Linked DNA regions of Mus musculus: region 1 is linked to region 2. The links are chromatin loops, found by intact Hi-C in ENCODE. Cell type or tissue: left cerebral cortex. All regions are shown on one strand. Links, peaks and the distances in the headings refer to the core of each region. The heading gives the core; the rest is flanking DNA. Region 1 has its middle 14 kb from the start of Fthl17b. Region 2 has its middle 20 kb from the start of Gm5751.

Region 1 (10,344 bases), core at 769-8,768, 58 kb after region 2:
GCCTAATCTTTGTTCCGCACCCTTAATTACATCTCTCCTGCTTGCGCAAATGACAGTGTATTAAGAATATAAAGGCAAACATGGTAGCCCTGGAAACTAGGTTTACTTAGGACATTCCTTTTCCTTTAAGTTGCTGGGTTTCTTTTCATTTATGTGCAAATAATGTAATGAAAACCCTTTTCAGCTGTGATGAGACATGAAGAAAATTCGAGAGCCTTATCTGGAAATGATTGCCTTTCAACCTGCACATAGAGAATTTTTTCAACATCCTGTCCTGGGGTGATGGGCTCTCTGGACTCTGCCCCTCCAAGAGGATATGAAGACAGTGAAAATTTCCTGCAGATAAAGCCAATGCAGCTCGACACTACTGCAAGCAACCCCATTTGAATTCACTGGGTCCCTCCAATACAAACCAACATGTAATACATGATGGACTAGTGATGAGAAAGGGCATTGGCCTTAGTGGGAATAAAGAGAGGGTAATTGGAACCAGGTGTGCTGGTGCATGTCTTTAAGTGCACGTCCCAGCACTTGGGAGGCAGAGACCAGTGGGTCTCTATGTGTTCAAGGGCAGCCTGGTCTACAGAGTGAGTACCAGGACAGCCAGGGCTGTTAGGTAGAGACCCTATCTCGGAAAAACAAACATACAAAACTAAAGAAAGAAAAAGAAAAAAAGATGGTAATTGGGATCTATACATGATCAATTAATTGTAATTTATATGATCAAAATACATTATATATTTCTATAAAATGTCATAATAAAATATATTTTATTAGAAAACAATACAGGGATGTTCTTTTTAATATGACACAGAAGGGCTTCTGATCCCCATCAACAAGTGCTTCAGTGTTAAAAAGATGCTGAAGAAGACAAGATGCGAAGGAAATTCCTCCAGATGAGAGCCAGGTGCATGAGCTCAGGAACGCCCTCATCAGAAGCAGATGGCTTTGGGAAGGGCAATGGGAAGGCATCAGGTGAGAGGAAAGCATGGAGCATGAAGAAACACCTCTCCGGCTTCCCTCTTCTTCTGTTGCATGCTGCAGCCTAGATATGTGACATAGACCCTGCACAAGTCCAGGCCTCTTGAGGTGAAGAACTAACCCAATAACAGCTGAGAGGTAGAATAGGACTTTACAATTAATTACCCTGTGACTTGACCTTCTTATGAAAGACATGTGACACTGGACACCTCTTCTACATACTCTGAGGCTTACTTCTTTGATCCACATAATGCAAGTGAATGATCATTGGCTCCACTTTCTAGTGACTGGTGAAGCAGCAGATCTATGTCAGACGATGGGGGCATCAGACTACACCCGATGGTATAACTAGAAGTGCTTTTGGTCAACACACACACACACACACACACACACACACACACACACACACACACACACAAATAAAAAGGTAACTAAAATGAGTATCAATGTTTCACTGAGAAAGGTACATACCTAATGCCTTCCCTGCACCTGTCTTAGGAATCGCCTGTTCTGTATCATTCTCTGCATGGAAGTGCACTGCCCTTCTCTTGCCCAGATATGAGTACTGAGAAGAATCCTACTTGTTTGTTTCAACACATTTTCTCTGTAATTATACACATATACACAAGTTAACATTTGTCACCTGCCATGTTCCACTAAAAAGGTGTCAGAGCATATCCCTCTCCTACTATCTGATCAACACATGGCTCCTCTCTTGTCCCTCACAGGTGACAGGTTCAAATTCTGTGCTGTAGGATACTGACTTTGCTTTATTACGCATACCATTCTCTTTTCATGAGAGCCTGGGGGTGAGTGTGGACAGACATACCTTTCTATGAATATCAAAAGTTATTTTAACCTTCTTATCTTGCCATTTTTGAAGTATGTAGGCCTGTCTGGTTCTAGAGATGGAGTCCAGGACCTCCTGCATTGCAGGCAAGTGCTCCACCACTGAGCTGCACTGAACCTGTAGTCAGCACTTCATCACTGAAAACTGCCTGAGAGAAATCAGGGAAGAAAGTTGACTCTGGGCTCAGAGTTTTAGCGGGCTCAGTTGATGGATGCTTTGTGCAGAACATCTGGGGCAGAAGCACTTAGGTGAGGCTGTTCCTCACTTTTTAGTGGGTGAGGGCATCCAAACAAGGACTTCAGGAAGGAAGAGCCCAAGGCAAGAAACAAGCTCAAGTACATGGCTCTAAAGAGCAAATTGCTAAAAAAAAATATCTCTGCCTCCTGCATAATCATACCCAATACTCTATGACTTTATCTATGGATTCCTCAAGAGACCCATTCAGAGATTAGATTAGAAATCTTATGACATCATCAGCTTTGGAAATGCCTTTACACAGTGACCCAAAGTGTAACCTTTACTAATGTCCTAGACTTTTCAAAAATAATTAGGTAGATTGCCAAATTGAATAGTTACAACCAGGTATAATGGCACATACTTTTAATCCCAGCATGTAGAAGGTAGAGGTGGGCAGACCTATGGATGTTTAAGGTCATCCTGATCTACATGGGGTGTTCCAGGATAATAGCCAGAGCTATATAGTGAGACCTTGTCTTGAAAAAATGCTAGGAGTCAATATGAGCTTGTGTTGTTAATGTTGTTTTCAAATGGAATCTTACTAAGTCACCCAGGTTGGCAAAACACTTGCTATCTTCCCTTATGAACATCCAAGTTGCTAGGATCATAGCTGCTCCTGGGTCACTGTGAACAATTTTCTCATTTGCATGCTCATTTGTTCACTGACCCAGGTTCCAACTGTGCAGCCCAGTCTAGTTTGGAACTCTCTTTATAGCTTAGATTGCATTGGAATTATGGTATTTGTTTCCCAGCCTCCAGAGTACTGGGGTTACAAGAGAAGGCTACCCTACTTGACTTTGAATTCATTTCTAATTGATCCTAATACTTACCCAGGTACCTGGTACAGAATGTAGGGATAAAGGCAGGGACAAATTAGGGAGGACAGTGAAGCTATCACAGGAAACACACATCTCACACAGCTCACGCATAGATGGAGCTGTCACAAGGTACATGACTCAGCTGGGTTCACAAGGACATATCTCTGATGAACTGAACTGGGGGCCTGTGAGAAAGGAAGAGACAGCAGAGATCTCTGTCTCTGCATTATGTGAGGATGCAAAGATGATGAAGAAATGGAGGACTTGGGAGGGACTTCTCTGATTCCCTGCTTCAGTTCCCTTCTTCCATAAATATCTCAAAAAATCCTGATCGGAGTGTCCCTGCTTAGATTCCCTGACATGTTGAAGGGGATAGGGTAGGGGGCAGGTGGGAAAAATGGAAAAGCATGCATGTTCCTGTGTGTGTATTGGGTGAGTGGACAACCCCAGATGACAGTCTTTCCACACCACTTTACTTTAGACAGCCTCCCTTTATTGTTCGTCCACTGTATATCAATCAGGTTCCTTTGTCCTAGAGGTTATGGGCATTCTGCTGTCTGCATGCCATCTTCCAATAAAAGCACTGGGATTTCAGACCCTCTCACTATGTATCCAGCTTTTACATGGGTTGTGAGGATTCAAACTCCGTATTGCATGGCAAGTCCTTTCCCACCAAACCACCTGTCTCTCCCCTGTCTCATCCCTTGATGTCCTGATTGTGAGAACAATCACATTCAGTTGTAAGATTCTCTATGAGGCATCAAGTCACAGTTTAAGAAGCTGTATGTGGATGGGGAGATGACTAAGGGCATCCTGGTACCCTTCCAGAGGACCAGAGTTCAGCTTCCAGGAGCCACATCAGATGGCTAATGACTGACTGTAACTCAATCTCAGGGTGGGACACACCCCCTGACCTCTTTGGGCACATGCATGCACGTGCAGAAACCTACATAACAGCAGATGCACATACACAAATTAAAAAATAAAATGTTTCAAAACAGGCAGCTGTGTAATGTGCCTGACATGGCATTATCTCTACAGTTAATATTACAAGAGAAGGAAATGAAAGGTTTCAGGAAATTAATTTTCTGCCTAAAAGCACTATGTGAAACCTCGTTGGAAGCCTAGCACTGTTGCACGCTTCTGTATGCAGTCCCATGCTTTGGAGTCTGAGACAGGAGCATCTTCAGACCCCAGGAGCTTCAGCCCAGCCTGAATGGCAGAACAAGACCCATTCCCCCCCAAAAACTGATCTCCCTAAATTAATTTGCTAAATAACAACAACAAAAAACATTACTATTTGTTTGTTTTCCAAGGCAAAGAGTACTTAGGAAAGCACAGGAAAACAGTATTTTAAGAACCTGGAGTCTAGCTCTCCTTCCCAGCCAAGACTGTTCCTGGAGAACATCCATGTACACCGTGCCACCTGCTGGACACGTTCTTAACTGCAGGCTCCTCACAGAACAGAAAGGCTAGGACAATGCAGAGAACAAGGTCGGGGACTCATGTCTGCCCTCTAGAGGGTGAAAGAAACAGGCTGACCCTCCAGAGAAGACCCTGAGACAAACTGCACCCAGCTATTTGGATCCACTTGGCACCTGCACTTTAGCCTCCAGAGACACCACCACACGTGCATCTCAGTCGTCAGAATCATCACCATCTTCTGGAACAGTGAAACTGTTCCTGGAGGATAGAGAGTCCAAGGATCACCCACAACAGCCCTGCTGAGAGCCCTGCTGAGAACCCTGAGTCTCCTGTGCTCTCTGCCTTCTGTGGCTCCCATAGCTGCCTCTGCTGCCAAGATAAATTAGCAAACTGTTTACAAAGGTGATCAGACTGGAGAATCTGGGAGGGGAGGCTGGACGGAGGAAATGAGAAGAGGAGGAGAGAGAAGAGTGGAGCGATCCAACTTGATTTACTGAAAACCAGAGGGAAAATCAGAACATCCGAGGTAGAGCAGCATGAATATATGTCAGTTATTTATGCTTAGAGGAACACTAGCATCTAGATTTTTTTCTTCTACTTTGTGGCACTCAGTAGAGGCCCAGCCACCAGGCACAGGCAGTGATCTTGGGCATGGGTTTCAGCCTTCAAAAGTATTGGGCTTGTTCGACTGGCTGGACTGGAGTACTCTTGTAGCAACCATTGTTGATCAGCCTTTTAATACATAACTTCTGCAAGAGGTTCAGGCTACAGGTCCAAACCTTCATCTCTAAATTTAGGCCCCTGATACTGAAGACTCTGTTGCTCCTGGGACAAAAAGTGTTGATTCCAAGTGAGCAGACTTGTTTCAGCCATTGTGATAGTAACTTTGTTATTGCTGTGACAAATCACCAGATCAAAGCCAACTCGTTGAAGGTTTGTTTGGCTTATGGTTCCAGAGAAATGCGTGTGCTGTGTCAGAGAAGCACAGAAACTAGCAGCAACTACGGGTACTGCAGTAGAAACTAAGTCATACACCTTAAACACTAAGCACCAAGTTAGGAGAGGAAGTGAGGAGGAGAATCCTAGGGGTGAATGGGAATTGGGAGTGTTTTTGAAAACTTAAGGTCACCTATGGAGACATATTTCTTGTAGCAAGGCCATACCTCTTAAACCTACCTAGACAGCAACAGCAGCACTCCTTGAGGGTCAACTCACTGAGCCTATGAGTGGCTTCTCCTTCAAGCCACCACAGGCTTCGATGGTGGTAAATTGAGCTCTTCATTCTCCTCCCTTTCAGAGCCTTTGTGGGTCAGCCTGAATGCTTTCTCATTCACTCTCATCAGAGAGTATGGAACAGCCATTTCCCCAGAAACACCCCTTAGAGAGGAGACTCTAATTCCATATTATTAACATGGCCTAGTTTGAGGAGACTGAATGCACTAGGAACAAACCCATAGTATGACAATATCAAATTCTCTGAGGGAGACTACACAACAGTACCATGGAGTGTTTCAGCCTACAACAAAAAAGATAGAGGATTTGGTGAAAGATGAAGTTGATGTGAAATTGAAATGATCTCTCTTATGCTATATCTGCTCCCATCACACTGTTCTTCCATGTTTGTATTTTGCAAGGAGTATGTCTGTATGGCTCATATTGTAATGTGGTACTTCTGAAGCTTGGAATCCTGGCCAGAGTAGGCTGGGTTTTGGTTTTTTGTGAGTGTTCTTCTGTACATTATAGATTTAACAGCATCCCTGAGCTCTTTTCACTAGATATTAGTGATTATGTCGAATCCCAGTTTTTATAAGAAGGCCCACAAGGATGGGGCAGCAGATGAATATATTCTGATTGGGAATACATCTATTCATTTACTGATACTGATAGCAAATATTCAATGAAAGATCTTGATGAATAATTTCTGTGCTCACTGTTCTATATTTCAGGAAAATGTGTTATTGTAATGAGCACACTAAAAGGACAAATTTGTGTCTGAAGAGATGTCTTAGGCTGCAAAGACCACATGCTCCTTGTGAGGAACCCACATGACTGTTCACAATCACAGCTTTGGTTTTGGGGCATTAAGACTTTCTTCTAGACTCCATCAGTTCCTGCACATATGTAGTATAGACACACACTCATACTGTGATGGTTTGTATATGCTCAGTCCAAATAGTGGCAATGTTAGAAGGTTATTTCATTTATATGAGAGTACACTGTTGCTTTCTTCAGACACCAGAAGAGGGCATCAGATCTCATTACACATGGTTGTGAGCCACCATGTGGTTGCTGGAAATTTAACTCAGGAACTCTGGGAGAACAAGCAGCCAGTCCTCTGAACTGTGCTGAGCCACCTCTCCAGCATGGGTGTGGGCTTTAATACCCACTATACTAGACCTAGCTGCCTGGAAGTCAGTCTTCCACTAGAAGCCTTCAGATGAAGACATAAAACATTCAGGTCCTCCTTACCATGCCCAGCTGGCTGTTGCCATACTTTCACCTTGATGAAAATGGACTGAATCTTTGAACCTGTAAGCCCCCACCAATTAAATGTTGTCCTTTATAAGACTTGCCTTGGTCATGGTGTCTCTTCACAGCAGTAAAACCCTAAGACAGAAGTTGCTTAAATAAAAATCTTTTTTAAAAAAGAGGTTGGAGAGACAGCTCAGAGATTAAAAGTACCATCTCCTTTTCCAGAAGTGCTGAGTTCAAATCCCAACAACCACATGGTGGCTTACAACCATCTGTAATGGAGTCTGATACCCTCTTCTTGGGTCTGAAGACAGCTACAGCATACTCATCATATATATATAAAAGAAATAAATAAAAATCTTTTTTAAAAAAAGGGGGGAGAAGTTGCTACCAGGAGTGGGGTACTGCTGTGATATGCCTGACCATGCTTTTGTTTGGAAGAATGTTGATTTTGGGACTTTGGATTTGGAAAAAAGTGGAATACTTTAAAGGGGCTTAATGGGAATATGGAAGACTTTGTTATTGAGAGTGATTTGAATTGTTTGGACCTGGACTAAGAGCTTTCGGTGGAGATGAACTTCAGGATGTGGCCTAGAGACTGTTTTTGTATTTTGGTATTTTGGTGAAGAATGTGGCTCCTTTTTGCCCTTGTCTGAAAAGTCTGCCTGAGGCTAAAGTGAAGAGACTCAGATTAATTGCACTGAAAAAGCAAGTCTCAGAAACACACATCATAGACTTTGTTCTCTGGCTAAGTCTCATGAAGAGCATGTTAAACAAGCATAGCAAGCTTAGAAAGTAAAATCATAAAATATGGTTTGAGTATTAAAGGGGATCCAGGAGGTTAAATGGTGCTGAATCATGTGTTCTAGGAGATAGGAGATTAAGGGAGTAGAATTTGGGGGCAAGATTCTACCCAGCTAAATATAATCCAGGCATGGTGGTACACACCTTTAATCCTAGGAGACAGGAAATCAGATCTCAGAGTTCAAGGTCAATCTATAGAGCAAGATTCAGGACAGCCAATCTTAGGCAGTGAAGCAGGTAGAAAACAGAGAGCTAGTGATAATGTAATAGAACAAAGAGGCCATGTTCAACTCCTGTAAGCAGCAGAATTTGGCAGCTTTCGTCTTGTGGGTCTGGCTTTAGATTGAAAAGTAGAATGGGTCCTGGGATAATTGATACTGGTTCGATGGAGCTAAGAAATTAGGGGTGAATAAGAAGAGACCAGCATCACTGAGGTGAAATCTTCTGAGAAGTGTTTTCTGAGAGGAAAAAGAATCTGTGTTCCAGAGATAGCCAAGGTTGAACCTTCTGCTGCAGCTGTACTTGGTAATGTGTAAGAGTCACCCACATGGTACTGGATTTGAATGCATGAAGGGGTCATGAAGAAGAGCTGAGGCTTGTCACTGTGAGAGGCCAAGGAATGCCATTGGTGAAGGTGCAGCCTCAGCTGTAGTTGATGGCCCAGGACTGAAGGGGATAAAGGATTTGAGGCTTGGCACCATGAAGAGAGCTTATGTGAGGCTATTGGTGAAGCCTAGTTGCAGAGGACTACCACAGCGTATTGGAGATGGCAGTGCCTTTTGATGATCACCAAGAACAGTGGTGGCCAGAGGAGTGGATCAACCTGAGCTTAGAGTGTTACAGAGGGCAAAGCTGGAAAAGTGATGCCAACCATTTGTAGGAGTGCAGAGGGTGGGGTTTGGATCTCAGACATTGTAACAAGAAGATGTAACATTGAAGTTACCTTGGAGACCCCAAGATGTTGAAGATGCCAGAGCTGAGGGATACCTGCAGAAGACATCTGCTAGCAGGGAGTGGAACTAGCCTAGGAGAAAGAAGTTTGTTGCAGTCAGCAAAGATGAAAAAGGTGTGGGGATCTGAAGACTGCTTTGACATCAGGCATGGAGAAGTTTGAATTTTGCACAGCTGGTTTCTTGTCTAGCCTTGGGGATTACAGTTAATTGATTGGATGGCTCTCAGAAGAAACTTTGAAGTTTGGACCTTTAACATTGTTGAGACTGCTATAGACTACGGGGACTTTTGAAGTTGTACTAAATGTAGTTTGCATTATGCTTTGCTTTGGTATGGCCCCCATAGGCCTATATGTTTGAACAAGCCTATGGGGACCAGGGAGTAGAATGTAGTGGTTTGTGCATGCTTGGCCTAGAAAGTGGCACTATTAGGAGTGTGGCCTTGTTGAAGTAGATGTGTCAGTGTGGGTGTGGCTTTGAGACCCTCATCCTAGTTACCTGGAAGTGAGTCTTCCACTAGCAGCCTTCAGATGAAGATGTAGAACTATCATCTCTGCCTGCATCATGCCATCCTGGATGCTGCCTTGTTCCCTCCTTGATGATAATGAACTGAACCTCTGAACCTATAAGACAGCCACAATTAAATGTTGTCCTTTATAAAGCTTGCCTTGGTAATGGTGTCTGTTCATAGCAGTGAAACCCTAATTAAGACATATACCTATACATTAAATAAGTAAATATTTAAAAAAAATAGTAATTTGTGTGTAAAGGGGAAGTCCATTGCTAAATATAAAATGATAACCAGGCAATTTGTCAATATATGTATTTATGCTTATCCCCACAGGACACAGTTTGTCTTTTGGCTTGGTGGGAGAAACTTTCTTTCTTTCTTTTCTTTTCTTTTCTTTTCTTTTCTTTTCTTTTCTTTTCTTTAGTGGTCAAAGTATCAGGAATAAGGGACTGTTGAAGGCTCACTCCAGACTGGGACAGCATTTTGCCCCTCTTATGGGTTGAGAAACATCATGGATGAGGGAGAAGAAAAGATATAAGAGGTGGAGGAAAAGGGCCATTCACATGGACAAAAGGCTCTAAGGCTGGACAGAGTCAATACTATGAGAACACTAAGAAGTTGTGATTTTCTGAATGTGATTAAACCTTTGCTACCTTGCCATAAGGATTTAAACATTTATAAAGTCTCAGAGAGTGAACTCTGAGGATATGTAGACAGTTAACAGTTGCTAGGGGAGGGCTCATGAGACATCACTGGACACTAAGGATCTGTAGAGACCCTAATTAAACTTATGCATTGAACAACTAAAAAAGAATATGAAAATTGAAAGAACAACGTTTTGGAAGTATAGGATGATCAGCAGGAGTGAGAATGAGATGGGGAATCCCAGATCTGCACTTCACTCCTGGGCCAGAGCTCAGCCTGCCTCCCAGGAGTCCTGCTGCCACTCAGAATAACCAGGTGAGATATCCACACCCCAACCCCCTCGCTGCTGGGACGCTAAGAAGTCCAGCAGCTGAGAGGCCTGCCCTATCCCCTCTGCCCCATATCTCCAAATCACACTTCTTCCTGTAATCCTGAATCTGTACTCTACTCCCCAGGTCACAGCTCAGCCTGCTTGCCTCAAGGCCTGGTGCCCACCCAGGACAACCAGGACAACCAGGACAACCAGGAAAACTAGGACAACCAGGACACCCAAGGCAATTGTGACAACCAGGATAACCAGCTCTGCCTGCTCCTCTGAAAGCCTGCTGTCACCCAAGACAACCAGAATATTCTGCCATTAGGGACACCAGT
Region 2 (10,344 bases), core at 964-8,963:
GACAGCTCCATAGAAGCAAGAAAAGAATGTATGTAAGGTAGAAGAGAGGGTGGAGTGGTGTGGACTCAAGTCTCTAGGACATGACATAGCATTTGCATGCCTGAAGTCTCAGCAGCTGTTACTACCTGATGAAGATTGGGCCTTCCTTCCCTGTCACAGAGAGGGTAGAATGCTTATGAGCCTCTCTCCCATTCCTGGGTATTGATAGAAAGTTAATAGTTGCTAGGGAGAGGGGCTTATGAAATCCTACTCCTTCCTGAGAAGGACCTGTAGGTAATTAATACTTTCAGAGTATGAGGGAAATTTACTTCTGTTGTGGAGCCAATTCTAAGGTACCCCTGATTCTAGTTTTAATCCCTTAGCAATTCCCCTACAGGAAACAAATATAAACCATGTGTTGACCTAAACATCTTGAAGATAGAAGGGACTACCTGGCTGTGATGATTTGTATATGCTCTGCACAGGGAGTGGCACTATTAGAAGGTGTGGGTGGCTCTGTTGGAGTTGGTGTGACCCTGTTGGAGTAGGTGTGATCCTGTTGGAGTAGGTGTGTCACTGTGGGTGTGGCTTTTAAGACTGCCTGGAAGCCAGTCTTCTGCTAGCAGCCTTCAGATGAAGATGTAGAACTCTCAGCTCTGCCTACAATATGCCTGCCTAGATGCTGCCATGTTCCCACTTTGACGATAATAGACTGAACCTGTAAGCCATTCCCAATTAAGTGTTGTCCTTTTAAGAGTTACCTTGGTCATGGTGTCTGTTCACAGTAGTAAAACCCTAACTAAGACTTTGGTTGGTACTGGGAGTTGGGTATTGCTGTGATAAGCCTGACCATGTGTTTGTTTGGAAGAATGTAGATTCTGGGACTTTGGATTTGGAGAGCAATGGAATGCTTTAAGTGAGGCTTAATGGGCTATCCTAGAAGGAATACGGAAGACTTTGCTGCTGTGAGTGGTTTGAACTGTGAGGACGGGCCCCAAGAGGTTTCAGTGGAGAAGAACTTCAATATGTGGCTCAGAGACTGTTTCTGTGATATTTTGGTGAAGAATGTGGCTGCTTTTTGCCATTGTCCGAACAGTCTGTCCAGATACTAAGGTGAAGAAATTTAGATTAATTGCTTTGAAACAGGAAGTCACAAAACAGCCTGGTGTAAATTCTGTTGTGTGGTTACTAAAGTTCTCTCTTATGAAGAGCATTTTAATGAAAAGCAGGAAGTTGAGAAAGGAAAGAAACAAAACATACGGTTCAAGAGTCCAATTAAAAGGGCACCAGGGGGTAGAATAGAGCTGAATCCTGTGTTCTAGAAGAGACCAGATTAAGGGAGTGGGACTTTGGGGGAAGATCCTACCTAGCTACATTTAGATCCAGGCATGGTGGTACACACCTTTAATCCCTGGAGACAGGATTTCAGATCTCTGAACTCAAGGTCAATGTATAGAACAAGATCAGGGACAGCCAAGTTTAGGCAGAGAAGCAGGTGGAAAACAGAAAGCTAGTGAAATGTAGTAGAACAAGGGGGCCATGTTCCAGCTCCTGCAAGCAGCAGAACTCAGCAGCTTCGGCCGTGTGACTTTGGCTTTAGAGTGAATAATAGAAGGGACTACTAGGACAATTGATGTTGGTTAGCTGGAGCTAAGAAAGTAGTAGTGATTAAGAAGATACCAGCATCACTGAGGTGAAATCTTCAGGGAAGTGTTTTCTGCGAGCACAGAGGCTGTGTTCCAGAGATAGCCAAGGTTGTATCTCATGCTGCAGATGTACTTAGTAATGTGTAAGATTCACCCAGGCAGTACTGGTTTTGAAGGCATGAAGGGGACATGAAGATCAGCTGAGGCTTGGTACTGTGAGGGGCCAAGGAAGGCCATTGGTGAAGATGCAGCCTTAGTTGTAGTTGACAGCCCAGGACTGAAGGAGTCATGCAAAGATTTGTGATTTGGCACCATGAAGAGAGCCTATGAGAGGCTATTGGTCACCTTGCCTAGTTGCAAGGGAAGACCACAGCTTTTTGGAGATGCCAGTACCATGTGATGACCACCAAGAACAGCCGTGGCCAGAGGAGTGGATCAACCTGAGCTTAGAATGCTAGAGGACAGAGCTGGAGAAGTGATGCCAACCTTTTGGAGGAGTCCAGACATGTGTAGATCCCAGACATTGACACAAGAAGTTGGAACATTGAAGTTGCCTTGGAGACCTCAAAATGTTTGAGATTCCAGAGCCATGGGCTATCTGCTGAGGAAAGCTGCTAACAAGGAGTGGAAACAGCCCATGAAAAGAAGTTTATTGCAGTCAAAAAAGATTAAAAGGGAGTTGGAGATCTGAAGACTGCTTTGACATCAGACATGGAGATGCAGAGTTTAGACTTCATCCATCTGGTTTCCTGTCTTGCTTTGGGGATCACAGTTAAGTGATTGGATGAATCTCAGAAAAGACTTTGAACTTTGGACTTTTAACCTTGTTGAGACTGCCAAAGATTATAGGGACTTTGGAAGTTGGACTAAATGTATTTTGCTTTATGCTATGTTTAGGTATGTCCCCCATAGACTCATATGTTTGAACAAACCTATGTTGGCCAGGGAGTGGAATGTGATGGTTGTATATCCTGGCAGTTTCACTAATAGGAGGCGTGGCCTTGTTGGAGTAGGTGTGTCACTGTGGGTGTGGGTTTTAGGGCCCTCATCCTAGCTGCCTGGAAACCAGTATTCTGCTAGCAGCCTTCAGATGAAGATGTAGAACTCTCATCTCCTCCTGTACCATGCCTACCTGGATGCTGTCATGTTCTCACCTTGATGATAATGAACTGAACCTCTGAACCTGTAAGCCAGCTCCAATTAAATGTTGCCCTTTATAAGAGTTGCCTTGGTCATGGTGTCTGTTCACAGCAGTAAAATCCTAAGACACTGGAGTTGGGTAGGTTCTACCTCAGTATTGGGATCAGGAGTAGTGGGAGGGAACAAAAACAGGGTACTTGATAGTGATGGTGATGAAAATAGTTGGGCAGGTGGGGATTTGTTAAATCAACCCCCCACGCATGCTCCTCAAGGTAACCTTAATTAAAGTTATGGGCTGACAAAAACAAGACAAAAACACCCAAACCCATGAAAATAGGAAGAAGATTAGTTGAGAAAATCACTGGGAATATGAGGAGTGGGAGGGGATACAACATAATGATGGGATATAGTCATAGCTAAAACATAGTATGTGTATGTATATATGTCACAACAAAATATATTAGAACAGCAGCAGCATACCTCCTTCCATGGTGTCAGAATTTTTTCTTAGGATGGGCCAGGTCCTGGGACAGATCCCTAGAATTACAAAAATAATACTACTGTTAAAAGTGACAAGATCAGTGGATGAAGAGGTGGTGCTGTGGTTTAGGGTACACACTACTCTTACAAAGGACTCGGATTTGGTTCCCAGAACTCACATGGCAGCTCATCTGGTGTTTAACTCTACTTCTAAAGTTGTGATTTCCTCTACTGGCTCTGCACACACATGGTACACATATATAACATGTAGGTAAATCATTTATATACATAAAGGGAACTAGATTTTTTTTATAGTGGCATGATCATCTGCATAGGAAATATGACAGTTCATTAAAGATCTCAGCAGATGTGTCCTGTACATGTACTCCTGTTCCCCTGCAAGAACAGAGCTCAGATTTGTCCTGTTAACTCCATCTACCCCTGCCCTTGCCTCAACTGAGCCCCTCCATTCCCCACACATAGTCAAAGCCTATAGTTATGCTGCCAACTTCATCTACCCCACCCACTGGACCCATACTCCTAAGCACATGTAGTCCCTTCTCTAGCCAGAGACATTAGACTCATACTGCCAAATCCACCCATCCCTGCAACCTTTCCAGAGAGGTGTACTGGACCCATAAGTACAATGCTACTGACTCTACTTACCACAGGAGCACATGTCCCACATCTGTCTTCCAGCCCTCCTTCTGCCCTTCTTCTTCATGTAGAGATCTCAGTCTACTATTCTAAAAGGGAGGAAAGGGAGCAGAGTGAGGAAATACTGCACCAAATGAAAACCAGACAGCAACAGGGTTGATACCAAATTCTGCATCTCTATGTTTGATGTCAAAGAGCTCCTTAGACCTCCAACTCCTTTCAGCTTTGTTGACTGCAACACCTCTCTCTCTCTCTCTCTCTCTCTCTCTCTCTCTCTCTCTCTCTCTCTCTCTCTCCCCCCCCCCCAGGGTGATTTCACACCCAACGTTCAGCTATCCTTGGCATGGATCCCATGACTCTGGCATCTCCAACCCCTTGGGGTCTCCAACCCAATCCAGGCTTCACCTTCACAGCAGCACGCAATGACTCATCTGCAATGTCCTCCAATGCAGGGACACCCCTGAGACAAGCCTGGCCTCAGTGGCTTTCCTTAGCCATGGAGGGAGATTCCATAACTCCTTTCTTGTATCCTTGACTCTAAAGCCAGAACCATGTGGCGAAAGCTTGTCAGTTCTGCTTGGTGGGTCTGGAATGTGGCTCCCTCTTTCAATCACATCTGCGTCATAGAACAAGTCCCCAAACTAAGGAAAGATGCACCCATACAAATAGAAGAAGCACACAGAACACCAGATAGACCAGACCAGAAATACTCAGTGTATGCTAGTTAAAACACTAAGTACACAGAACAAGGGAAGTGTATTGAAAGCTACAAAAGAAAGGTAGCAAGTCACTCAAAAGGAAAACTTATTAAAATAACAAAGGATTTCTCAGTGGAAACTTGGAAAGCCAGAAGATCTTGGAACAATGCAGTAAGAGTGCTAAAAACATCCACACAATGACAGCCTAGACTAATTTGTCCAGGGAAACTATCTGCCTTAGCTGAAAGAAAGAAAAATTCCCCATGCTATACACAGCCTGACATTTTTATATCCCACAAACAACACTCAAAGAAAATACAGGAAGCTGTATGTCAGGCTGCAGAGAGAAATGAGCGTAGCTAAGAGACTGTTGAAAGAAAAACAAAGCCATCATCACAAAAGCACAAAGTACCAAGAACATAATACCACCAAAAATCAACAACATAATGGCTCCAGTCAGCACAGACTTTTAAATATTAACTTTAAATATAGATGATCTCACTTCTCCAATTAAATAACATGCTGGCTTAATGGATCAAGAAACAAAATCCATCTACCTGTTGCCTACAAGAAACACATTTTCAGTTTTAAAGATAGACACTACACACTGCCTTAGAGTAACAGGATGGGTAAAGACTCTCCAGTCAAACGAGACAGGGGACTAGGCAGCAACTGGCATTGCCGTTCTAATATAAGTCAAAATAGACTAGAAGCGACAAAGAAGGACACTTAATTCTAACCAAGAGAACAATTAAGCAAGACATTACTATCCTAAACATATACGCACCAAACACGGGCTCACCCGATTTCATTTAAAAATGTACTAGCGGACTGAAAGACACAGCCTGGCACCAACCTGTTCATTCTATGTGAGTACAATTTCCCAGTTCGTTCCAGTTTCTCCAATAGACAATTCACCTAGACAGACAGCAGACAGAACCCCGAGAATTAGATGGTTATCAGCCATCAAATGGACTTAGGAGATACCTATAGAATATTCCACACAAACACCAAAGGGCCTTCTACTCAGCAGCACAGGGACCGGTCTCCAAAACAGAGCACATCCTGGGATACAAAGCAAAGCTCTAATCTCAGGAAGATTAAAATGACAGCGAGCATCCTCTCTGATCATAACGCACCACAACTTCAAACTGTCAGCAGACAGATCTCCAGTAAGTCCACAAACTCCTGGAGATTAAGCAACACATGACTGAATGATGAATGGGTCAAAGAAGAAATCCCAAAGAGAAACAGAACATTTCCGGGAACTGGAGGAAAACACAACACGAAACCCATCTGAGATATAGTGTGCAAGTAGTCCTAGGAGGAAAACTGATAGCTCTCAGTGCCTACATTTGAAAAACTGAGAAAAAAGGCCCACCTCAGAAGAGAGTCATGGGCTTCAGGCCCCTAAGGAACCTCTGAGCAGGGGGGCGGGCCACTAGCTAGCCTTTTGTCTGGCTGGCAACCCAAGCAGGTGAGCCATCCCTCTGCCCCCCCTCCGCCCCCGCACCCACCCCTCCCTCCTTCCTCCCCCCCCCCTCCGGCGCGCCCCCAAGGCCGGCTCCGCCCCCTCTTGGAGTGGGTGGTGTGCTCCTGCGGCTCCTGTTGTGTCGCAGGCACACGCGCCGTTGGCGGAGCTGCAGATAAAGTGGTCTGAGCAGGACAGCCGCTGCCCCCACCAGCGCGCTGCCAGAGCGGACCAAGAGGCCTAGCGACCCGACTCGCTGCCTCCCTCGAGTCCCCAGAGCTCGGGCTCAGCTTTCTCCAGGCTTCTGGGCCCGAAGTATGTAGCCCGCCTGCGGCCCGCCTAGGTACCCAGCGGCTGTCACCCACCGGGCCGTCGAGGCGGCCAGGTGCGCAGCGCGGAGCGGCTCGCGGCGGGGCACAGGCCCGGTCTGCCAGCGGCCTGACCGGCCATCGGAGCCTGCTTCGCGGGCCTCTATCCCGTTCTCTTGGGCTCGCCCTCCTAGGGCCGTCTTTATGGGCCACCTTCTCTCGAAGGAGCCTCGGAACCGTGCGAGCCAGAAGAAGCCTCGTTGCTGCAGCTGGTGTCGCCGCCGGCGCCCTCTCATCAGGCTGCCGGGCCGGACGCCGACCAAGTCGTCCCCACAGCCCGCGGCGGCGGCGGCCCGCAATCGGGACTGCTTCTTCCGCGGGCCCTGCATGCTCTGTTTCATCGTGCACAGCCCCAGCGGGCCCGCCCCCGCCGGCCCAGAGGAGGAGCCGCCGCTGTCGCCGCCGCTGCCGCGGGACGGGGCCTACGCCACCTCCCCCTTGCAGCACCTAGAGCCGCGCTACGCGGCCTTGGCGGCCGAAGACTGCGCCGCCGCGGCCCGCCGCTTCCTGCTGTCGTCGGCCGCCGCCGCTGCCGCCTCCTCGGCCTCGTCGCCCGCCACCCGTTGCAAGGAGCTGGGGCTGGCCGCCGCCGCCGCCTGGGAGCAGCAGGGCCGGAGCCTCTTCGTGGCCAGCATGGGGCCGCTGCGCTTCCTGGGGCCGCCGGCCGCCGTGCAGCTGTTCCAGGGGCTGCCGCCACAGACGGAGCATCCCTTGGCCCCCGACCTAGTGTGCAACTGGAAGGACGACGAGCTTCCCGACTACACCTACTGCAGCCAGCCCCGCTGCGGCGGCGGCGGCAGCGGCGGCGGCGGCGGCGGCGGCGGCGGAGGACCTGTTGGGGGAGGTGGCTTGCTGCTGCAGCCACTGGATGCTGGCTACTGCCAGGCCCCAGAGCAGCCCCTGCCAGTGATCGGCTCCAGGCCCACCTCTCCTGCCTCAGAGTGTTCCTTCATTGAAGCCACCGGCGACACTCTCCGGGCTGGAAGCATCACCGCGTGGTCCGCCCAGCATCAGGCTGAAAGCCGCAACGCGGACTGTCCGAGGCTCCCCGATCCCTGCGAATTCCTTAGAGATTCGCCCCCTGAGCCCCTAGACATCAACCAGCTGCCGGGGTCCATCGTGCTTGAGGTGGATCTGGACGACTAGGTCCAGGGATGCGAGTTTTTCCCCAACGCTGCCCCCCCCCCTTCCCGAGGCTGTCTCTGTCCTCCCCCTGTGCAAGGAGGAGTGGGATTCCCTGATTCCCTGACAGCCCGGGGTCGCTTGAAGGGGAGACTGGGCAGCCAGTCGCCCCCTGCTTAAGGCCTGTTTTGAAGTAGAAAAGCTTGGAGTCTGCTGAATGCCTTGTCGTAGATTAGGTCCGTTTCCACAATTCAGGATTCATTTATTGCTTTAGCAAATCCCGATATAGAACTATTAGATTTCTGTGGAATAAATATATGCATACTTGAGCAATTTCTATTTGGTGGGTAACAGCTTTACATACCGACGTTTGAAAAAGTTTTCAAACTGTTTTTCAGGTCTGGTCGCTGCTAGTTAGTGCCAATAACTTACAATTAAGCATGTACCATGATCAGTCACTGTACCAGCGCTTTATAAATCTCATGGGTTCCTCCATTTGATGCTGTGACATAAGTCCTGTTAATATTTATTGTATTCAAAAAGAAACTGACATTCCAGTGTTTTGGGACAGATGACTTACACCAGTGAACCCGGAAGAAGAGGAAATCGTGGTTGAAAGACTGGATCAAGGTCACACCCATAAACTAAAGAGCAAATCTGGGACTTGAACTAGGGACTTTCGGCCAGCTTGACTTGAAAACCAAACCAACTCTGTTCTTTATGCCGTTGTTCCTCCTTCCTATGTCCTTACCTTCCTTTATGTGCAATGGATTGCCAGAAGTCAGAAGTGTTTTATGTTGGGGTTGGGTGAATGAAGAAGTGAAGTGCCTGGTGGGAATTTTATGTCAGTGTCAGTTACTAAGTAAAATGTCCTGCTTTGTCAGCGCTAGAAACAAACTTTGTGACAGTTTGTGTTAAGTTATTAACTCCCCTTCCCCTTGTTTCTTGTCTTTGTTCCCACACTTTTTTCTGGAGGTTATAAAATGAGAACTTGAGTTTTCATTGTGGTTGATATTTAAATAGCACTAGGCAGAAAGAACCTTCAGGAGAATGTGGCTACTTTCCTTGTTACTGAATTAACTGCCAATGAATTGTAAATGTTACTGTCACATCAGTGTACCTTATCTGAGTAGACTTTTAACATATGTGCAATTGTGTGTTTGAATCTGTTTTACTGTGACATTGATGTTCTTGTGAAAAATACAGCAAAAGACTAAATAAGTTCCCCATTTCGTTGTCTCATAATCTAATGATTTATGGAGTTGTACTTCCTGGGGGAAATATTACTTTGTGTGTTCAGGGGATGAATTTTAGGGCAAAGTCTTGAGTCCTTATGTCACTGGAAAACACAGATATTTACAATTCATAATAGTACCAACATTATATTTATGAAACAACAACAAAATTAATTTTATAGTTGGGGGTGTGGTCACCACAACATGAGGAACCATATTAAAGGGTTGCAGCATTAGAATGGTTGAAAACCAGTTATATAGATAAATAAAACATCAACAGAACGATTAGAAAGAGCACAAATAAATGAATTAATGATACAACTAAAAAGTTGGACAAACAGAAACAAACCAAGTCCAAAACAGCAAGAAGTAATAAAAACCAGAGCAGGAATCAATAAAACAGAAAACAGTACACAGAATCAAGAAGTCTAAGAGCTGCGGCTCTGAGGAAATAGATAACATTGGCAGGCTGTTGGCCCAACTAAACAAAAGAAAGGCAGGACCCAAATGAACAGAATCAGGATTGAGCTGGGAAAAATCACAACAAACACTAATAAAGAAGTCCAGAATAATATAAAAATGAATACATTAAAAACCAGTAATTCATTAAGTTGAAAATCCTAAAAGAAATGAATGAATTCTAGATTCAGCTAAATTACCAAAATTAAAGAAAGAAGAAAACAACCTAAGCAGACCCTAGCAAAGGAGATTGAAATAGTAATGAAAAGGCTTCAAGTTAAAAAAAAAATGCCCAGGCTCAGGTGGATTCCCAGGTTTTCAAAGGAGATCTCCAGGTAATCTATCTTAAGCTTTCAAACAAACAAACAAGCAAGCAAATACATAAACAAAGAAGTAAATAAGTAAATAAATAACAGACGACAGAGAGGTGGGGGGAGAAGGAGAGAGAGAGGGAGGGAGAGAGAGTGAGAGAGAGTGAGACGGAGAAGGATGTGGGGAGAGAGAAGGAGCAGGAATGGGAGCAGGAGCGGGAGGGAGAGGGAGAGGGAGAGGGAGAGGGAGAGGGAGAGGGAGAGGGAGAGGGAGAGGGAGAGGGAGAGGGAGAGGGAGAGGGAGAGGGAGAGAGAGAGAGAGAGAGAGAGAGCAAGCTAGAGAGAGAAATATATGCTCCTAAACACATTCTGTGAAGCCAGTATCACTCTAAAACCAAACCAGGTAAAGACACAATTTAAAAAGAAAACTACAGGCCAATAACCCTGATGACTATAAATTCTAAATGCCTAATAAAATACTTGCAAGTAGAATACACACATACATAAAAAATGATTACTAACTATGATAACATTGGCTTTATCCCTGAAATTCAAGTCATAAATGTAATAAACCATATAAGTGGAAATAAAGACAAAAACCACATGATCATCTCAATAAATGGCAGGAAAGCCTTTGACAAAATCCAACATGCTCTCTTGATAAAAGTCCTGGATAAAATAGAACTAGAGGAAACATGCCTCAACATAGTAATAGCTAAATATGAGATACCTACAACCAACATCGTCCTAAATAGAGGAAAAACTTGAAGCAATCCCA

The links. A loop is a pair of places that touch in the nucleus more often than their neighbours do. Peaks named below come from ENCODE experiments on the same cell type or tissue, not always from the same donor. Only the 100,000 strongest peaks of a DNase experiment are listed, where the experiment ranks them.
Region 1: a loop joins it to region 2, with 2.5 times the contacts of the local background. A loop is called at or near these places in 3 of 42 quality-filtered maps.

The regions. Positions count from the first base shown.
Region 1 is chrX:8,944,273-8,954,616 of GRCm38, forward strand. No RefSeq gene overlaps it. Among named protein-coding and RNA genes, the nearest start is that of Fthl17b, 14 kb to the right of the region's middle. In left cerebral cortex, for the core only: a CTCF peak has its summit at 4,329 (motif pointing left); a DNase peak (open chromatin) is centred at 4,327.
Region 2 is chrX:8,886,175-8,896,518 of GRCm38, forward strand. It overlaps the pseudogene B630019K06Rik. Among named protein-coding and RNA genes, the nearest start is that of Gm5751, 20 kb to the left of the region's middle. In left cerebral cortex, for the core only: no CTCF peak of the experiment used is centred there; DNase peaks (open chromatin) are centred at 5,729, 5,956, 6,319, 6,830 and 2 more places; H3K4me3 peaks cover 2,157 bases; H3K27ac peaks cover 1,148 bases.